2 separate regions of the Homo sapiens genome follow, and region 2 is linked to region 1. A link is a loop called in an ENCODE intact Hi-C map of the cell type or tissue named here. Cell type or tissue: K562. All regions are shown on one strand. Links, peaks and the distances in the headings refer to the core of each region. The heading gives the core; the rest is flanking DNA. Region 1 holds the start of LOC105372889 (a long non-coding RNA gene). Region 2 has its middle 170 kb from the start of LINC01735.

Region 1 (9,763 bases), core at 3,782-6,281:
ATATTTCTCCTGTGGAAGGCAGGTTTGGCTAAGATGCTGCCACCTGCATTTTCCAGGCTGGGAGCAGGCCTTGGCCCTGGAAAGCAAGCTCTTAGACTTTGGGGAGCACAGGCCCAAATGGGCAACTAGCCCATCCCTAGGGGAAGTCCTTTATGTCACAGCAGCAGCTCCAGCCCCACAAATAGATGCCAGTACAGTAGCCCCTCGGATCACAGGAGGTATTTTTGGTGCTGGAAGCCAGCCACACTTTGGCAGGCTTTCAGCATCAAGTCTGTTCCCTTTAGAGGCGGGGGGTGGCAAGCTATCAGTGTTTAGCATGGGAATGCTGCCTGAGAGTGTGTGCATGCATATATTTACGGTGCCTTGAGTCGGCTGGGAGGTGGGCTCAGGAGGATGTGTGCCTGGACCTGTGCTTGGGAGCCAAGGGTGCTCCTGCTTGCCAGTGTCAGAGGGCAATGTTTGGATGGTGCACTGGCTGTTGCCCGGTTTGTACCTGGCTCCCAAAGCTGAGACCACTGATGCCACCACCAAGTTGATTGGTCTCTGCTCTAAGATGCATGTCATCTTTCACTTGCCCTGAGCCCAGGCTTGCCACTATAGACAGGCAGGAATGTGGTCCCTTCTGTCTCCCTACCAGGTACCTCACCTTCATCCAGCAGATGCTGTCAGGCAACCCCAGCAGCAGAGCAGCCTCCCCTTAACCCCTACATTGTTAGGAACAAAGGGATTGGTCCAGACAGGCCAGCCTGGAGTGTGTGGGCCAAGTCCTGTGAATGGAAGAGAGAGACTGCGGGATGCCAGAGTGGTGGGTCTCAGCCCAGGCAACGGGGCTGGCAGCCCAGGACACAGGAACAGGGCATCTGCTCCGGGGTTCTCAGTACCATTCATAAAGACGTCACCCTTCCCTCCCCTCCCCTCCCCTCTCCTCCCTTCACAAATCCCACTTTCCTGTGTACTTTAAACAGTAGCAAGCCTGTTAAGGCTCCAAATCAAACAAGGCAGGATTTCGCTCCTTTCTCACTAAACCTCCCACGAGCAGAGCTTATGTCCCTGTATACCTCGTCCTCTTTCCCTAACCCTCCCTCCCCTCCTCCATCCATCTAGTGTGTTGCTCTGGGAGAAGAATATTCTCTGTGAAGCCCAGGCAACTGCAGTCCCAAACCTACTTAAATAGGTCCCTGGAACAGTTTGCAAGGCTCTGGCATTTGCAAGGTCAGAAGGCTTCAGAGGAGGGGTGGGGTAGGGGAGTGTGGACAACTGGGCTCCAGGCATGGAAGGTGAAGGCTGAGGCTCAGGACTTATTTTTTTTTTTGCTCTATTCCTAGCACTAAGGGTCAGGAAAAGGGCCTTCCTCTCTTATTTTTTCTAAAAGAATCCCCCCAAAGGAGAAACTAATCATTTGGTCACATAATCCCTGGGTAAATCTCTTGGTGCCTCAGTTTCCTCCTTTATAAAGTGGAATAATGTCCCTTGCATTTCATGTCTTGCAAGATGCTGACTATGAAAGAGCTTCACAAGCCAGAAAGCATTATACAAATCCATGGGAATGTTCTCTTAAAACCTGAAAGTTCCATCCGGAGGCAAACCTATTTCCCAACTGTACAACTGCAGTTCTTCTCTTGGTTGGTTTTCTAGGAAAAACAGCTGGGCTCACCAGAAATATCCCTTTGCTTATGGGGTCATTGTTGTCCATCACCTCGGGGTCCCTCCTTCTCTCCTACTCTTCCACTCAAAAATGCTGCAGAGAAAAAGAGATTCTGTCCACAAACCTTCATCTATGGAATCACAAAGCACACCCAGGCTGGAGTTGGTCCTCATTACTAAGCAGCCCACGTACACACCCACACCCTCCCAGGGAGCAAGAGAAGAGAGGGGCGGCTGAGGTGCCTTGGAGAACACGCTGTGATTGCATAGAAATTAGCATGGTCCCATTCCCTGTGGGCTGAGATGTATTATGTGAATGTGCTTTTGGGGTCCACCCCTGCTCAGCAGCCCTCACTGGCCAGGAATCCCCTGCCTGTTCTGAGTCACTGACCTCCTGTCTTTGCTGCATAGCCTGGTTCAGAGGACAGTTGCTGCCAGAACTACAGTTGGGTTCTAAGGCTTTCTGAGGGCTCAATGTCTTCTGGGCGGGCCTGCCAGGGCTTTCTCGGGGTGGGGGGGGGGGGTAAGACTGGACAAAATCAGCGCCATTTATTTGCTTTGAGATCAGAAATTCACAGAACTGGTAGGAAGTAATCATTTTGTCCCATCGTCTTCATTGAGACAAAACAATACTTTTTCTTCAGTTGCCCATAATTATCAAAATATAATGGTATAAGTTAAAATATATTGAATTCCTACTCTGTGCTAATCCTAATCCTCACAACTCTAATCTTACAAGGTAATTAAGTAATTATTATCACCCACTCCCTCTTTTTTTTGAGTCAGTGTCTTGCTTTGTTGCCCAGGCTGGAGTGCAGTGGTGCGATCATAGCTCACTGCAGCCTCAAACTCTTGGGCTCAACCAAGCCTCTTGCTTCGGTCTCCAAAAGCTCTGGGATTACAGGTGTGAGCCACCATGCCTGGTTTATCATCCCATTTTACAGATGCTGAAACCGATGATCAAGAAGTCACATGATGGTCCTAAGGTCACACAGGTAGTGTGTGGTATGGCCAGAATGTAAATGCAGGCTGATCTGGCACCCATTTTCTCGAATTTTGCCCTTTTCTGATGAGGAGAAAGTGATGAAAGTGTGGGGGCCCATCAATGTGGGAGTTTGAAAGCCAGTAAGTGGGAAGCAACAGGCCTCAGCCTGCTTCTTAGCATTTCCCCGGCCAAAGACCTGGAGCCCCTGCCACAGGAGAATGCCCCCAGACTCATCACGAATCAGGCAAAGCATCGCAGAGCTTTAGTTCTGCCGAGGGTCAGGAGCATCGTTTTCTCTTACAAAGGAGAGCATGTTGTTGTAATTGTTTTCATGATTTTTTTAAACGATCATACTAATGAGCTCAATTCTCCTCTATTTTATAGTGGGTGTGTGTTTAATAATGGGAATTGGCCTGTAGGAAAGAAGTTGCCAATACATGCAAATCTCTGCTAGCTTCTGTCACCTCTGCCCTGTACAACACCACATATGTGGCCACGCCTGCCTTTCAGAATAATGGGATAATTGGGTGCAACCCGTGTCACCCCCACCCCTTAAAGAGAACATGCCAGTCGGTCTTTGTGGAAATCCACGGGGAGCTGGGTGAGCAAAACGCCAGTGTCTGACTTCGCCTTGATTGCATCTGTGCCCTACAAACCCCAACAGAATTGAACTCACAGCTCCTCCTAATTAGGGGAGAAAGAAAGACAAGAATGATAGCAGAAGAATTTCTTCCTGCTTCTGACTGCAAGCTCTTCAGGGACAGCCCATTAAGCCCCCAGCCTCCAACTTCTGTTTCCTGACTCATATCTGGAGTACCTAACACGGTGCCAGGTTCTCCCTGGGACTATAGCCCCGAGTGTGACAAGAGTGATGAACAGGGGCTGGTTTGAAGAGCCAGTCCCTGCTCTGGGGGCCTGTCTCTGGTATACTGTGAGGCAATGCCAAGTGGCGGCCCAGGGGGGATCTGGGAGGCCTCAAGCCAGACAGGTGAAGGCTGGTCCAGGGCCTTGCAGGGGTGGGTGGGACCTTGCCCGGGAAGGAGGCTGGGAGAGTGAAGTCCACCACTCCATGCAAAAATAAACAAACACGCTGTTTAAGCAAATCAAATATCCTGACATCCAGGTGCAAACCACAGTGCCTGCCCCATGCTATAAATTTAGGACAGGGTGTGAATTGCTAGTGTCTGAAAAGAAAAATCCAGAAGTGGCACAAGCGCTGGGCAGGCAGGGATCAACTGCATCAGCGCTGACATCATGAAACAATTAATAACCACATTAACAATGTTTTCCATATTCTGAGTTTCGAATTCCTAGAAGGAAAGGTCCACGTTTAGGTTTCCCCTCTTAGTCAGTTTAATATTAAGTTCATTATGATTCCTTTTGTGAAATACTCTCTTGCCGGGGATTATGAGTGCTATATGGGACAGAAAAGAAAGATCAGCAAAAGCAGTTCTCTTTTTCCATCATTCCCTTCTGGCTTTCCTCCTCTTTCTCTCTGGGGCTGCAGCACTGATTTTCTGGAATGGCTTCTTTTGACTTAGAATCAATCAGTGCTGGTAGGATGAAGGCTGCTGTCTCCATTAACAACAGCAACAACAGAACTAAAAAAAAACTCCACCTTGGGAGTCGGGAGACCTGGGTTTGATTCCTGACTCTGCACTCCCTGGCAGTGTGACATCACATAGGTCACCTTCCCTCCTCTGGCCTTGGTTTCCCCACCTGTAAAAAGCAGGAATTAGCTTTGATGCACCCTCTACTCCCCAGCACAACCGCCAGCTTGCTATGCTGCCGCCCTTCCAACTCTCTCCTTGGAGAACGGTGGAAGGATGTTGACGCCAAAAAAAAAAAAAAAAAAAAAAAAAGGCTTCTTTTAATGCCTAAGAAACTCACTGCCTAAAAAATCAACGAGGGAGTGCAATCCAGGGACAGAGCTGAGAAATAGGATTTTGCCTTTGAATTATCCCAAGTCGGATGATTTCTCTCTCTGCCTGTCTTTGATAAACGCTCCCATTCAGGGCTCTGGTGTTATGAATCTTTCTGAGTCATGGGTGGCTATAGCCCCTTCGATCCATTCAGCTGACAATATTTCCTGACGTTTCAAAGGCCAAGAGCATAGGACAATCCCGTAGTGTCTCTTTACCTTCTCTCTTCTTCCCCATCCCTCAAGCTCCAGCCTCCACTTTTTCCTGTGGAATTCCTACTTTGGCATTGTTGCACAAGGTCGTGATATGACAGCAAACCCAGCCTTGGCGATTGCCCAGGGTGCGGGAGCCCCAGCTCCTGGTCTCCTGGAGAAGCCGGCAGAAAGCCTTCTGTGGTCTCTCCAGGACATCACCCACCCCTGGTGGAATGACAGGGAAGTTTCCTGGCTTCAGAAAAGCAGGGCAACCTGGCAGCCGCCCCCTCCTCTGCAGTTATCAGTGTGGTTAATAATTATTACCCTGTGTTAATCACGACAGCGGAAGAGTAGCAGGCCGTTATTTCGAAATGATCGGCTCCAGTCAATGACTACTTATGACAGCAAAAGGGAAACATCAGCTCCGGGGAGCCCCCATGTAAATGGGGAGTTGAAAGAAAGATCAGGAATAATGGAACGTGTGTTTAGTTCCATTTTCCTCCCTAAAAGGGCCCTGTCAGAGTAATTTCCCCTTCCATGTACTATACCTCTCCATTATTTACAATATCTTCTTGGGGGAATAAAACAACGCAGAACCGCTCCTCCTCATCTCCCACCCCCTGCCTCACCCTCCCCTCTCCCCACCCCCATCAATTGTGTCTCTTTCTGGAGTTTGGCAAACACAGCTACTTTCTCCTGCTGTGCTTTCAGTGGAGCTGAAATGACTGTGGCTCTAGTTATTTTTTTCCCTTAATCATTCTTTTTCTTTCTTTTTTGCAGGAGAACATTTTCACGAAGCACAATCACAGAAGAACAGAATGTCCTGATGTTTGGGTGAGCAGCATGCATTTCTTTTCTTTTTTTTCTTCCCCTTGAATAAAAATTACACTCCACAACCATAATATCAGAGGGCTAAAGGCCATCTTTCAAACTTTCTCATAATCTTGCGCTACCCTCTGTGCTCAATCTTATTTCTGACAGCCCCCTCCCTACCACCCCGGGGTGTAGTGGTTCCTTGAAGATACTAAGTTCATTTCACTCCCCTGAATCTACGCTCATGTTAATCTTACAGTCTGGAATGTGGCATTCCCCTGCCTCACTTCCCACAGTCATCCAATGCCTGAACAATCTTTAGGACCTTCTCAAGGTCCATCTCTTTTAAGATGCCATGGCGCTTTCTGTTTATACAGAATTTTAAGGATTTGTACACTAGCTTCTTTTCATTGTGAACTTGTAACAGATAAGTCATTTAATAAATATATGTTGAAATATTTTCACTAGTGGTATCTGCTTTTTCAAAAGAAACTCATTTCAGAAATGAGAGAAGCAAGGATACTCAGAGAGCATAAGTGACTTGTAGATCACATGTCCAGGAAATGGCAGAGAAGTTACTGGAACCCAGGTGTTTTAATTTCAAGTCCAGCATTCTTTCTCCTCTGCTGCATTCTGACTGCAATTCCCTCTGACCTCTCCTTTTGCTAATCAGTGTGCTTAATTTGGGCACTTTGCTTTCTTTCTTTTTTTCTTTTCTTTTTTTTTTTTTTGAGACAGAGTCTCATGCTGTCGCCCAGGCTGGAGTGCAGTGGCGCGATCTCAGCTCACTGCAACCTCCGCCTTCCAGGTTCAAGCGATTCTCCTGCCTCAGCCTCCCAAGCAGCTGGGACCACAGGTGCCCACCACCACGCCTGGCTAATTTTTGTAATTTTAGTAGAGATGGGTTTTCACCATATTGGCCAGGCTGGTCTTGAACTCCTGACCTTATGATCTGCCCACCTCAGCCTCCCAAAGTACTAGGATTACAGGCGTGAGCCATTGCACCCCACCGGGGCACTTCACCTTCATCTTTCCCACTAGATTGCAAATTCCTTAAAGGCAAGGGCTATGCCTTATGTTTCTCTTGCACCTTCCATCTGAAGTGAAAGTTTTGTATTAATTCCCTATAGCCATTGCCCATCCCAACTTTTCTTCTCTCTGTCAAGACTGGCACACCATCATGGAGTCACACTTTGGAAGATCTTTGTTCTGATGCTGGGACCCCTGTGGGCCTGGGATGGAAAACACCCATGATCTCTGTTTCTCTCTAAGGCTGACACCAGGACCCATCCAGTTCTGCTCCACTAATCTGGATCCCTCTTTCATACACAGAAGCTGACCACAGGGAATGTCAGGATGCCAAAAATCTCCTTTGGGACATTAGATATGCCTTGAATTTCACCACTACAAGTTCTACCATCAGGGAAAACCACTAACATCTCTGGCCCTGTTTAAACAAGGTACTATCTTCTCTTTCCTTTTGACTGATGAGCTCAGAAAAGACCCTATGATAAAGGAATGTGCCAAATTGCTCTGCAGTTTCTATATGTACCTCATCCCAGGACCTATGAATCACCTCTGTGCTTTTGATGAGCTTTAAAGTCCAACGAATGCTAACTTCTCTTAATGTCATAATTACATTTAACAGTTAATATTAATAATGAATGTGGTCATGTGTATAGCAAGTTGTCATTGACAAAGTTTTCATGTACATTAGAAGCAGGTAGATACATACTAAGAAGACTGCCGGGTTCCATTGCTATTGCTAAGAGCACAGATTTCAGAGTGGGTTTGATTCCTGGCTCCAGGGCTCATTCCACTGTGGTTTCAGCAAAGTTGCTTAACCTCTATCTAATGTCAGTCTCCTCAATGGTAAAATGGGAAAAGAATGTGAACATCATAGAGTTGTTATGAGAATTAAATGAGAGGCTTGTAAACCACAGTGTCTGGCACAAGAAAAACTGCTACTTACAGGACAGTTTCTCTGTGACAGTCATTGTTCTGTCACTAACTGGTGATGTGGCTTTGGGAAATCAGACAGCCTTATTTTCCTCCTCTGGAAAGCAAGAAGCATGGCATCCTGGTATATTTTGGTTTTCAGGCCAACACATTAAAATAGGTAGTCACAGTTTTGATCCCTGCCATAGGCACTATTGTAATTTCCATATATTTGCTCATAATAGTTATTAAATCCTTGGTTCCAGTTTTGGACCTGACCTGAAACAATGCACAATGATTGCTAGAACACAACCTCTGACTCCCAATCCTAACAAAAAATGATGTATTCCTTTCCCTTACTCTGCAAATCTTAGAAAGCAGTGTAATTGTCTCTATTTTCTTTTTTCTTTTTCTTTTTTTTTTTTTTTTTTAGACGGAGCCTCACTCTGTGGCCAGGCTGGAGTGCAGTGGCATGATCTTGGCTCACTGCAACCTCCAACTCTGTGGTTGAAGCAATTCTCCTACCTCAGCCTCCCAAGCAGCTGGGATTACAGGCGCACGCCACCAAGCCCAGCTAATTTTTGTATTTTTAGTAGAGATGGGGTTTAACCATGTTGGCCAGGACGGTCTCGATCTCTTGACCTCGTGATCTGCCCACCTCAGCCTCCCAAAGTGCTGGGATTACAGGCATGAGCCACCGTGCCAGGCCAATTGTCTCTATTTTCAAATGTGGAAACTGAGGCTTAGGAGAGTAAGTGCCTTGTGCAAGGTGATGCAGCTGATATATGATGGATCCAGGGTTGAAACAAGACCTATTGATTCCTAGTCCCATGCACCATTCATGAAGATGCAGGGCTTCTTCTACAAGTCTCTGGATGATTTCTTGTCCTCTGTGCAGATTCCATCTTGGTTTTTGACCCTGGTTTCTAGAGAAGGGAGCACTGCTGTCCACCCCTGGGAACAACAGCATTGCCTCAGAACCATCCCTCTCAGGCAATTCAGTGGAGGAGGACACAGTGACCTTGAGGCTGAGTCCACTCCACTTTGTCTCCCCTTCTGCTCCTCCCAGACTGCCCTGGGAGATCTTGCCTTTAATGGCATTAGTATGTGCCTTCTGCAATGCTGATTAAATTATCTAATTGTTTGGAATTGGATGGAGCTCCTGAGTCAGGAATGCCACTTGACAACCCTGGGGACTGGGGTCTGGTTTCTGCCTCAGGAGCCAGCACAAAGTGTGCAATTATTCTTCATGGGGGTAGGAGAAGGCAGCACACATGCAAAGAACCAGTACCCTTCTTGAGGAGGGGAGGGTCCGGTTGGGACTCTGCCTCAAGGGCCTACAATGGCTTTCATTCCTCTCTACTTCTCATTCACAGCCACACTTCTCTCTGTCACGATAGGACAGTGTGGGGATCAGTCTAAAAAGATGTTTCTGTATGAACTCCCAAAAAAGGAACCCTCACCAATTTAGGACTATAGCTTATCATAGTTGGAAAAAACCTTCAGGCCATTTAGTCTTACCCTCAGTTTTAGTTTCCGAGGTTGCATACCAAATGACCACAAACTGGGTAACTTAAAACAATAGTTTTTGCTCTCATAGTGCCGGAGGCCAGAAGTCAGAAATCACGGTTTCAGCAGGGCCAGGCTTCTTTTGAAAGCTCTAGGGAGAAATCTTTCCTTGCCTCTTCCAGCTTCTGGTGGTTGTCCGCAATCCTTGGCATTCCTTGCCTGGAGCTGTTTCACTCCAATTGGTACCTTTGTCCTCATATGGCCATGGCCATCTTCCGTGTGCGTGTGTGTGTGTGTGTGTGTGTGTGTGTTCACATGGTCTTCTCATAAAGACACCGGTCATTGGATTTAGGGCTCACTCAAATCCAGTATAACCTCATCTTAACTTGGTTATGTCTGCAAAGACCCTATTTCCAAATAAAGTCACATGCAGGGGTACCAGGAGTTAGATTTGAACATATGTAACTTTTCGGAGAACACGATTCAACTCCACTCCACCCTCTGTAAGAATATCTTCTACATCAACTCAGCAAGTCGTCATTCTTTATTTCCTTGGATCCATCCGATAACAGGACATTCACCACCTTATAACTTTTAAAGGGTCTAGAATATATTACCAATAACCTTGAATACTGTCATAGTTTTAAAATCCTCTTAGCAAGAAGATTCTTAAATTCTAGACTAAGTTTTTCTTATGAACCTTCATCCAGTGAAAGCAATGATTTCTCCGAAAGCCTTGGGCAAAAGGCTTTTTTCTA
Region 2 (9,763 bases), core at 4,611-7,110, 200 kb after region 1:
ACTTTGTATAACTTGACGATAATGTGCCTAGGCCAAGATCTTTTTGTGCTGAATTTCCCAGGTGTTCTTTGTGCTTCTTGTATTTGCATGTCTGGGTCTCTAGCAAGGCTGGGAAAGTTTTCCTTGATTATTCCCCCAAATATGTTTTCCAAGCTTTTAGAATTTTTTCTTCCTCAGGAACACCGATTGTTCTTATGTCGTTTAACATAATCCCAGACTTCTTGGAGGCTTTGTTAATATTTTCTAATTCTTTTTTTTTGCCTTTGTTGGATTGGGTTAATTTGAAGACCTTGTCTTCGAGCTCTGAATTTCAATCTTCTACTTGTTCAATTCTATTGCTGAGACTTTCCAGAGCATTTTGCATTTCTAAAAGTGTATCCAAAGTTTCCTGAATTTTTAATTTTTTTTCTTTAAGCTATCTATTTCTTTGACTATTTCTCCCTTCATTTCTTATATCATTTTTTGGATTTCCTTGCATTGGATTTCACCTTTCTCTGGTCCCTCCCTGATTAGCTTAATAACTAACCACTTGAATTATTTTTCAGGTAAATCAGGGACTTCATATTGGTTTGGATCCATTGCTGGTGAACTAGTGTAATTTTTGGGGGGTGATGAAGAGCCTGGTTTTGTCATATTGTCAGGGTTGGTTTTCTGGTTCCCTCTCATTGGGTAGGCTCTGTCAGAGGGAAGGTCTAGGGCTGAAGGATGTTGTTCAGATTCTTTTGTCCCACAGCATAGCAGGACAATCCACAGACAAAACCCCTCAGACATGGAGTTAAAGAAGGAAGGGCTTTATTTAGCCGGGAGCTTCGGCAAGACTCAGGACTCCAAAAACCGAGCTTCCCAAGTGAGCAATTCTTGTCCCTTTTAAGGACTTATAACTCTAAGGGGGTCTGCGTGAGAGGGTCGTGATCGATTGAGCAAGCAGGGGGTACATGACTGGGGGCTGCATGCACTGGTAATTAGAATGGAACAGAACAGGACAGGGATTTTCACAATGCTTTTCCATACAATGTCTGTAATCTATAGATAACATAACCAATTAGGTCAGGCGTCAATCTTTAACTACCAGGTCCAGGGCATGGCGCTGGGCTGTCTGCCTGTGGATTTCATTTCTGCCTTTTAGTTTTTACTTCTTTCTTTGGAGGCAGAAATTGGGCATAACACAATATGAGGGGTGGTCTCCTCCCTTAACAGGGTGTTCCCTTGATTTAGTACTCTCCCCCTTTTCCTGTGGATGTGGCTTCCTGTGAGCTGAACTGAAGTGATTGTTGTCTCTCTTCTGGGTCTAGCCACCCAGCAAGTCTACCCAGTTCCAGGCTGGTACCAGAGGTTGTCTGCACGGAGTCCTGTGATATGAACCGTCTGTGGGTCTCTCAGCCTTGGATACCAGCACCTGTTCTGGTGGAGGTGGCAGAGGGTGCATTGGACTCTGTGCAAAAAATAATGCTCCATTTTTGTGCTGGTCGGCCTCCTGACAGGAGGTGTCACTTTCCAGAAAGCATTAGCTGTAGCAGTGTGGAGAGGGACTGGCAATGGGTGGGGCCCTAGAACTCCCAAGATTATATGCCCTTTGTCTTCCACTACCTGGGTGAGTAGGGAAGGACCATCAGGTGGGGGCGAGGCTAGGTGTGTCTGAGTTCAGACTCTCCTTGGGCTGGTTTTGCTGCAGCTGCTGTGGCAGATAGGGTAAGATTCCCAGGTCACTGGAGTTGTGTACCTAGGAGGATTATGGCTGTCTCTGCTGAGTCATGCAGGTTGTCAGGGAAGGGCAGTCAGGGAAGTGGCAGTCACAGGCCTCACCCAGCTCCCACACAAACCAAAGGGCTGATCTTACCTCCCACGGTGCCCCACCAAAACAGCCCTGAGTCTGTTTCCAGGCAGAGGGCTAGACGGGCTTGAAAACTTGCCGACGCTTTCCGCCTCCCAGAGTATATTTGAGGTGTCTCCCGGGTCCTGCAGTAGCAGTGTGCTTCCTTCAGAGGGTCTGTGGGTCCTCTCAGGATTGCTGGTTTGTTCTTGCTGTTGATCCGGAGCTAAAATTCACAGTGCAAGCCCCCGCATGCTGCTCTGTTCCCAGCTGCAATCTAGTCCTCCCTCCCGTCTGCCATGATCCTGAAATCCCCCTCTCTGTGGTTCTTGCTGCCCTTTGCATTACTTCTTTCCTTCTTGATTGCACAGGCTGAAAGTCTAGGAACTTGGACTTCTGCCTGTCTCTGGAAAGGGGCCCCAGGCTGTCCAGAGTAACAAATTATCTGCTTATCACAGTTGACACTGCTACCATTCTACTTTATTATTTCCGGCTATTATTTTCCCTGATTTTTGGGAAGCTGACTGCAGCTTTTTATCTAGATGCTCACACTCCATCACCGCTCTACCACCTCCTCTGTCTACTTGCCTCCCACCTTTCTGCGTGGGCTGCCCTGCCTTCTCCACACAGCGAGTCTTTATCCACTTCATCTGGTTTATCTGCTGAGAGTCCTCAAGGTTCAGTTGTTTCTCCATTGTTATTTGCAATTTATCTGATTCTAAACCTGACATTATATCTCACTGTGATATACAGTTATCTGGCTATTGTTTGTCCAATGCAAGTATATTATTTTGCATCCACTTTTTTTCTTGCTTTTCGAAGTTGGGAACCATGTCTGTAACATCACAAAATCTGATGTCTGCAAATCATCCCCGTAACTGCAGAGATAAGACAGGACTCATTACCATTCATGTTATCCTCACTTGGGGAGAACTCAGGTCAAATTTCTTTACCCTTGGATAACACTTTTCTTTAATTTTAAACTTGTCCTTTCTCTCTCTCTCTCTCTCTCTTTTTTTTTTTTTGTATCTTTTTTGAATTCAAGACATTCATTCACCTCCCACAGCTTGCTTCTCTGATTGGAAGACCATTTCTACTGGTGGCAGGCATAGTGTAAATATTTCATTTTTGAGGTTTGTTCAGCAAGGACTATTCGGACTGAAGATGAAATGCCAGCTAAAGTCCCTGTGTGTGAAGAACATCATGTTCAGCCTTTTTCTCCCAAGGCAAATTATTTGCTTAACTAAGGGTTTCTTCCTTGATTACAGTCCTTATTATTGAGATCTTGTCTGAATTTCCCAGGTGTGTTTTGAATTTCACAATCTCACTCTATACTCCACAGAGCTAGTCTCAGAAAATAGATTTGCATGTGCCCCCAGCTCTGACGGAGACAGAGCCCTTCCCTAGACAAAAAGCCCTGGGAATAAAGGGCTAAACAGTAACACAGTATCTGGGCATGCTAATTATTATTATTATTATTATTGACTGAGGACATTGGCTGGCTGTTAATAGACACATCTATTAGGTGTCATATTGTTTGTCTTGGGACATTGCTTCTCTTGATTTGTAAGATTTTAGAGGAGAATGAAAAAACTAGGTGAAAATTCAACAAGTAATATTTGGTTTTGGCATTTAAAGAAAACACATAAGCACCTCTGATGTGCCAATCAATGTGCCAGGCACAGGAACACAAGGGTGAGTAAGAAAGTAGTCAGTCTTTAAGCATCTTCATATATAGTGGGAGAGAGAGACATGCAGACAAGCAATTATAACATGTTGATACATTCTCCGACAGAGACCTCTGCAAAATGCCATGGGAGTCCAGAAGATGAAGTTATAAATTTCCCAGGGGTACCAGGGACAGTGTGTCAAAAAGTGAGCCTTGCAAATGACTGGGAGTGTCTCAGATACGGAAGGTGAGGACTGCATTCAGGCATAAGCAGCTCTGAGTGTGGAGGAATGGCCAGCTGGGTTGTGGAACAGGACAGAAGGCGAGAGTGAGGGCAGAGGAGAGAGGGCAAAGGCCTGGCTAGAAAGGGAAATTAGAGGCTGGCAGTAACAGAGCTCCCCCTATGTGAATATCAGATATCAGGTTCAGAGTGCCTCCCAAAAAAACAAGGGAAGGGGGAGAGGGTGGACCTTCCAAAGGGACATCAGCAGAAGATTCTGACTTTCTCTTCTTTTGAAATTACCACCCATTCCAAGCTCAGATGTCTGTCCTCATGCTGCCTTTCCTACTCAGTGGCTACAGGTCTGGGGACTAACCAATGGGCTTGTTCTTGACCTTGCTTCATGGCATCTGTTTCTGTTTAGACATCCCCACCTTCTTTTGTTCATTTCATTTTTTTTACGCTCTACTGATTTAACCATGGCCTCTTTTATATCCTATTTCAGTTAAGGCCCTGCTTTCATCTTCTCCACTGGCATTTCAGGCCTTTGCCCAGCTAAGCAGTGACCATATATGCCAGCGCTAGGTACCATCCTGGAAAGAGAGAATCAGATAGGATGGGCAAAGGCCTGTCTTAATGAGTGCTATTGAGATCTACTTGTAAGAGAAAAACAGATGTGGTTTCTATAACCTCATCAAGAGACATGTTATTCAGGATGGGATCAGGTGGGGGAAGGTGAGAAGATAATAGTAACTACGTCTGAAAGGAGAGGTATGTGACATTACCATGACAAACGTTAGAGGAGAGGTGGAGATGCTAAGGTATGGGAGCTTTTAACAATTGCTACATATGAATAATATTGGGAGATTATGTGAAATTATTGGGAGTAGTGTGAAAGAGAAGCGTAAAATTGGAAAATAATAGGTTTGGTGAATTACGGCACTTAGTATTTTCTCTGTCATTACCTTCCCTCCTTCCACCCCCTCAGTCATATCAAAAGTATCAAAAGCAGGTATGCAGAATGCAAGAAGGTGAGAAGAATGACAATCTTACTTTCTCGATCCCTGGATCCCAAAGCATGTTAAAAATGTTAAACCAGCAGTTTGCTCACAGAGACAGAAGCCAACTGTGGGGTGAAATTGCATCAGTAGGGACATGAGGGTAGACTTGAGAAAAATAGGGTTGCAAGGCACTAAAATAACAGAGGGAGGGCATTAGAGTTCCCTCTGTGGAAATCTGTTAGAAGAGGAGAGAAAACCATCTGTCTGGAACAGTGTAAATATAGTCATGCTTATGCCCAGGGGATGGACTTATTTTTTCCTTTTAAACAATTTTAACTGAAAGTTTTATGTGAAAACACTATCAAAGTACAAGAGAGTACTTAGTATTCTGTTTTAGTTTGTTATTATTTTATTATTAAACATTGTACAGTTAGCATTTTCCACATTTCTGCTTGGTCTTTACAGTTATTTTAATGGCTGCATAATATCCCAGTATATTGTAGAATTGTTAATGTAATAATATATCTGGTATTAGCTCTGTATATCCATTGCTGGCCCAATATTTGAGTATTTTTATAGACTTCTTTAATTCCTCTGCACTGTTCAAATTAGTCTGCCTTTCCTTTCCCAAATATTCCTAAACTTCTACCTGCAACCACCCCCACAACCACCAGCAGAATGCCCGTTCCACTTCATCTCTACTGGCCTATAGGGAGGAAACACGGGTGGTGGTAAAGGCTTCGCTGTCAGGTCAGAATCAGGTTTCCCATTTTTATTATTTACTAGTTTGGGGATCCTGTGACACTGGGCACATTATTTCATCTTGTGAGCTCAATTTCTTCATCTGGAGAATATCTGTAATTATATGTATCTTGAAGGGTTGTGTAAGGATTAACAACAACATTTATAAAGTGCTTGCTACACAGTAGATGCCTAGACGGTCTGATTACTGGGGACCCCACGACAAAGAAAGTTGTCTTCTTACATCCAATTAAAAGCACGTCGAGGGCAGGAATCTTATTTTCTTTGCCCCCGAATCCCCCAATGGTGCAGAGGGATTTATACGATTCATGCTTGTTAGTTGATTATGTAGATCTTTGCTGAATATCTGACTTCAAGGACAATGTTGTCAACTTGTATATGATTAGTGTGGGGTCGGGGGGTGTTAGGGGCAGAGGGAGTGGAGGAGGTAGGGCTGTTGAGCATGTGCTTTCTGAGTTTCTGAACTCTTGCGCCTCCTGTCGGCAGCCAACAGGTTCTAAAATGGCGGCAGCTCATGGCCCAGTATGGGTCTGCAGCTCCACCTGTAAGGAAGGCAATCACAGAGCAGGCGCAACTGGCAGCTCTATGCAACAACTACCTGTTATCAGAGGCTGCCTGAGGCCCCAGCATAAATATTCAGTGTGCCTTTCACACCACGACAATTTTAGAGACCAGGTGCACCAAAGATGCACAGGCAGATGAGAAAGGGAGAGGGGAGGAGGGAACCAACCCACAAACAAACCCGATTTCTCTGCTCCTCACAAAACATTTGCTTTTTACAAGCACACAGATAAATCCCCAGCAGCACAGGGAGTGCCGAGAGGGAAGCTGGCATTTGAAAGGCTTGCAGTATCAGCTAATTGGTCTCAAACCTAAATCATAAAAAGACCTGTAATTATGCTGTTCAGAATTAACACAGAAGACTGTCGGGTTGTTGGTGGTGGAGAGAGGGAGGGGCGACAATGGGAGGAAGAGTCCGTTTTTTAAGTGAATTTATACTATTATAAGACCTGTCGCGGGTGAGTAATAAAAATGGCGATGCTAAGTTAAGCCTTGTGTTATCCTGTTTGCTCAGATGCTGCTTATGCCAGCTGTAGCCAGCAGAAAGCACTTTTCAATTTATTTTTATGACTCTTCTCTAAAAGCATTCCATTAAAGGAATATTACTCTGTATGAAGTTTTGAGGCACCAGTGGCAGTTTATTTGCTTGTTGTGCTGGAAAGGAATAAACAGTTATCTGTGGTACCCATTATTTCGGTTTTGTCTTCCTCGCACTCCAGTTAAAGGTCAAATGTGGATTCTGCCATCTACCCTTCTATTGAGTGCCCCTCCTCCATTGGATTTGGCTGAATCTGGGTCACATTTCAGCCCAGTCTGGTGATCAGAACCGCTGAGTCTCGAGTTTGCGACTTGCTTGGGTAATTTCCGCCATCCCATTGGTGAGATGAAGCTCCTGCAGCCACGCTGCTTGTTTGCAGAGGCCGAGCGGAGCCAGGCAGGAAGACATCTCCTAAAGTGGAGCCTGTTCTATGTCTCTAGCTTGTCAAACTCGATTATTTGGTTCCTTTGGCAACGTATTCTACAGAAGCTGTGATGTGCAAATAGGAGAATGGTCTCTTTCTCTCTCACATATAAAATGGGTCTAAGGGACAACATGGCACAGTGGTTGAGAGTACAGTTTTTCGAGGCATATTGCTAAGGTTTGAAATTTAATCCTGTCGCCATAACATCTGCTATCTTAGGCAAGTTACCTAAGCTCTCTGCATCTTAAGTTTCCTAACCTACAAAATAGGGATATAAACAGTTCCCACTTCACAGGGTTTTTGTGATAATTAAATGAGGTCATACATGTAAAGTGCTTAAAACCATGGATGTCACATAGTGGGTGCTATCTGTGTAAGTATTAGTCATTCTGTTGTTAATATTACTGCTGAGATCTCAAGGAATGTAAGAGGATACTGGTGTGTGTTTTTTTGGTTTTTTGGTTTTTTGGTTTTTATGGCTCTGATTTTACCACTAGCTTGCCATATCACCTTAAAATCATCACTTATCTTTTCTGAGAAAATAATTCAGCCCCTGTTCTCATTCATGGAGGGATATGAAGACCAGCAAAATGCAAAAGTCATGATACATGTTTGGCCTTATGATTATTTATGATGTCTTTATAACCCAGATGAATACAGTGCTAACTCATGGTGTCAGCATGCTAATGTCTAAGCATATTTTCAAGATCTATTATTGGGACATGAATTTACTCATGTTGTGGGTTGTTATTTAAGTGATAGAATCTTAGAGTTGGAAGAGATCTTAGGAGCCATGGACTTTTTATTTTTAGCCAGGCATTCCTCCTATAACAGCTGCAATTTGTGGCAGGCTACAACCTGTGCTATCATGGGTCCTTTAATGGTGGATTCACTCTTGCAAGCTCATCTCTCCTAGTTCTAGATGACAGAATGCTCTCCTTAAACTTCACTGAAATTTTCTTTCCCCTAGCTTTCATATAGCTGTGTTGGTTCTGCTTCATGAACCTTCCCAGAACAAGCATAATTCCTTTCCTCAGGACAGCTCCTCACGTATTTGCAGACAGCAGTTCTTCTGAGGTCTTTTCTGTTCCTGGCCAAGTTCCTCCAAACATTCCTTATATGCCACAATGTCCAGACCCTTTGTCCTCATAAATGGATTGTGCCCACATTGGCAATATCTTTCATATAATGGTATTCTTGAAGCTGAGTACAGAATTCTGGTCATTGCTGGGCCTTCTTAGATTGTGATGTTCTTCTATCAGTGTGACCAAAGATGGCTCTCACCTCTTTGATTGCTACCAACCTTGGTCAAATCACTCATGCTTTGAGACCAAATCCCCCTTCTATTCAATGGGAACAATAAAACTTACATGGTGAAGCCATCAAATGATTTGGGTGAGCTTCAAAGGTGAACGATATATGAAGGGATTTGTTATAGCACAAAAATGAGAGTTTGGGTTCAATTGTACTGATACTGAGCTTATGTAGTCTGCTACAAACCTTGTTATTTTTCCTCTGTAAATATTGCAACTAGCCCATTTATTTTGCCACACTTATAACTGTAAAGTTTCATTTGTTAGCTTTTCTTGACATTCCAGTTTGTAGACAATCTTGATTTTGCCAACCAGTTTACTGGCCATCACTTTCTGCTTTGTGTGATCCACAAATTCAAGAAGCATGGATTCTGTGGTTTTACCTAAATGATAAACACAAATGTTGAACATTTTCCTTCACAAGAACTCTTCAGTTAGCTTCTCCCTATTTACAACATATACAGCTAGAAATAACAACAACTTCTTCCTTTTCTCGCTCCTCATCCCAAACATGTTTCTCTCACAAAAGCAGTTTCTATTTTGTTGTAAAGGTATTTAGGTAAATACCTTAGCATTTTCTGTAGATTATAAGCTCCTTAAGGACTGGGAATGTGTTGAATTATTGTTGTGGCTCCCAAAGACAATGACCCTGTCTTGTGTGTATTAGGCAACCACTTGAAGGCAAGACTATAGGGCTAAGGGCAGAGTTTTTTACATCCTTCAAAGAAGACTCTCCACTAATTATGCCATCATCAAGCACTTATTTGTGTAGTTTGTTTGATTAATGTAAAGAGTGTTATAATGATTATCTTCTGTTAAGTCCAAAATTATAATGGGGCTGAGATGTTACTTGACTTGCAAGCTAACCTTCCTGTGTAGGTACGAGTGTGTGTACACACACACACACACACACTAACAGAAACACCAGACCTCTGCATTAGAGAACAGACCATTTACTCCTAGAACATCTTAGTGCTGGTTCCCTGTGCCCCAGTCAAGCACAGACTGGTGTGCCAAGGGCCTGATACTATCTGTGCAAGCAGTGGGGTCACACCACAGAGGAGGAGCCCCAAATTCATGAGGCTTGAAACTTCTACAGTATGTCTGGCACATCTGCACTGATCTAATTCCAGAGAGAGAGAGAAAGAAAGAGAAAGAGAGAGAGATCCTCTCTGGGGTGGAGAGAAGGAACTCTACTCACCACTCTTAGAATATAAGAAAATAGCAAAATAGCTCTGGAGGAAATGAATCTTTTAAATATCTCTGGAGGTATGCACTGTCTCTAATTGAATGTTTACCACTGTTTACCATTGAATCCTCTCTTTAACCTGGGTTTGCAAGAAAGCCCAGACCATGCAGAAAGGTGAACATATTCACGGAGAGCTGTTTCCCAATATCTTCTGCAAAGAAGCCACCTTAAGTAGCCATACACAGACTCTAAGATATTATCCGTGCTGAAAATATT

Evidence for each region. Hi-C counts contacts between places; a loop is a spot of excess contacts. Peaks named below come from ENCODE experiments on the same cell type or tissue, not always from the same donor. Only the 100,000 strongest peaks of a DNase experiment are listed, where the experiment ranks them.
Region 2: a loop joins it to region 1, with 2.5 times the contacts of the local background. A loop is called at or near these places in 2 of 110 quality-filtered maps.

Annotation. Positions count from the first base shown.
Region 1 is chr1:208,247,604-208,257,366 of GRCh38, forward strand. LOC105372889 (a long non-coding RNA gene) reads left to right here and starts at 5,139. Exons shown (of 6, transcript XR_922509.2): 1 at 5,139-5,224; 2 at 5,526-5,579; 3 at 6,894-7,018. In K562, for the core only: a CTCF peak has its summit at 4,965; a DNase peak (open chromatin) is centred at 4,968; H3K27me3 peaks cover 1,377 bases.
Region 2 is chr1:208,444,194-208,453,956 of GRCh38, forward strand. No RefSeq gene overlaps it. Among named protein-coding and RNA genes, the nearest start is that of LINC01735, 170 kb to the right of the region's middle. RefSeq lists enhancers at 999-2,198, 1,358-1,858. In K562, for the core only: a CTCF peak has its summit at 5,956; a DNase peak (open chromatin) is centred at 5,948; H3K27me3 peaks cover 362 bases.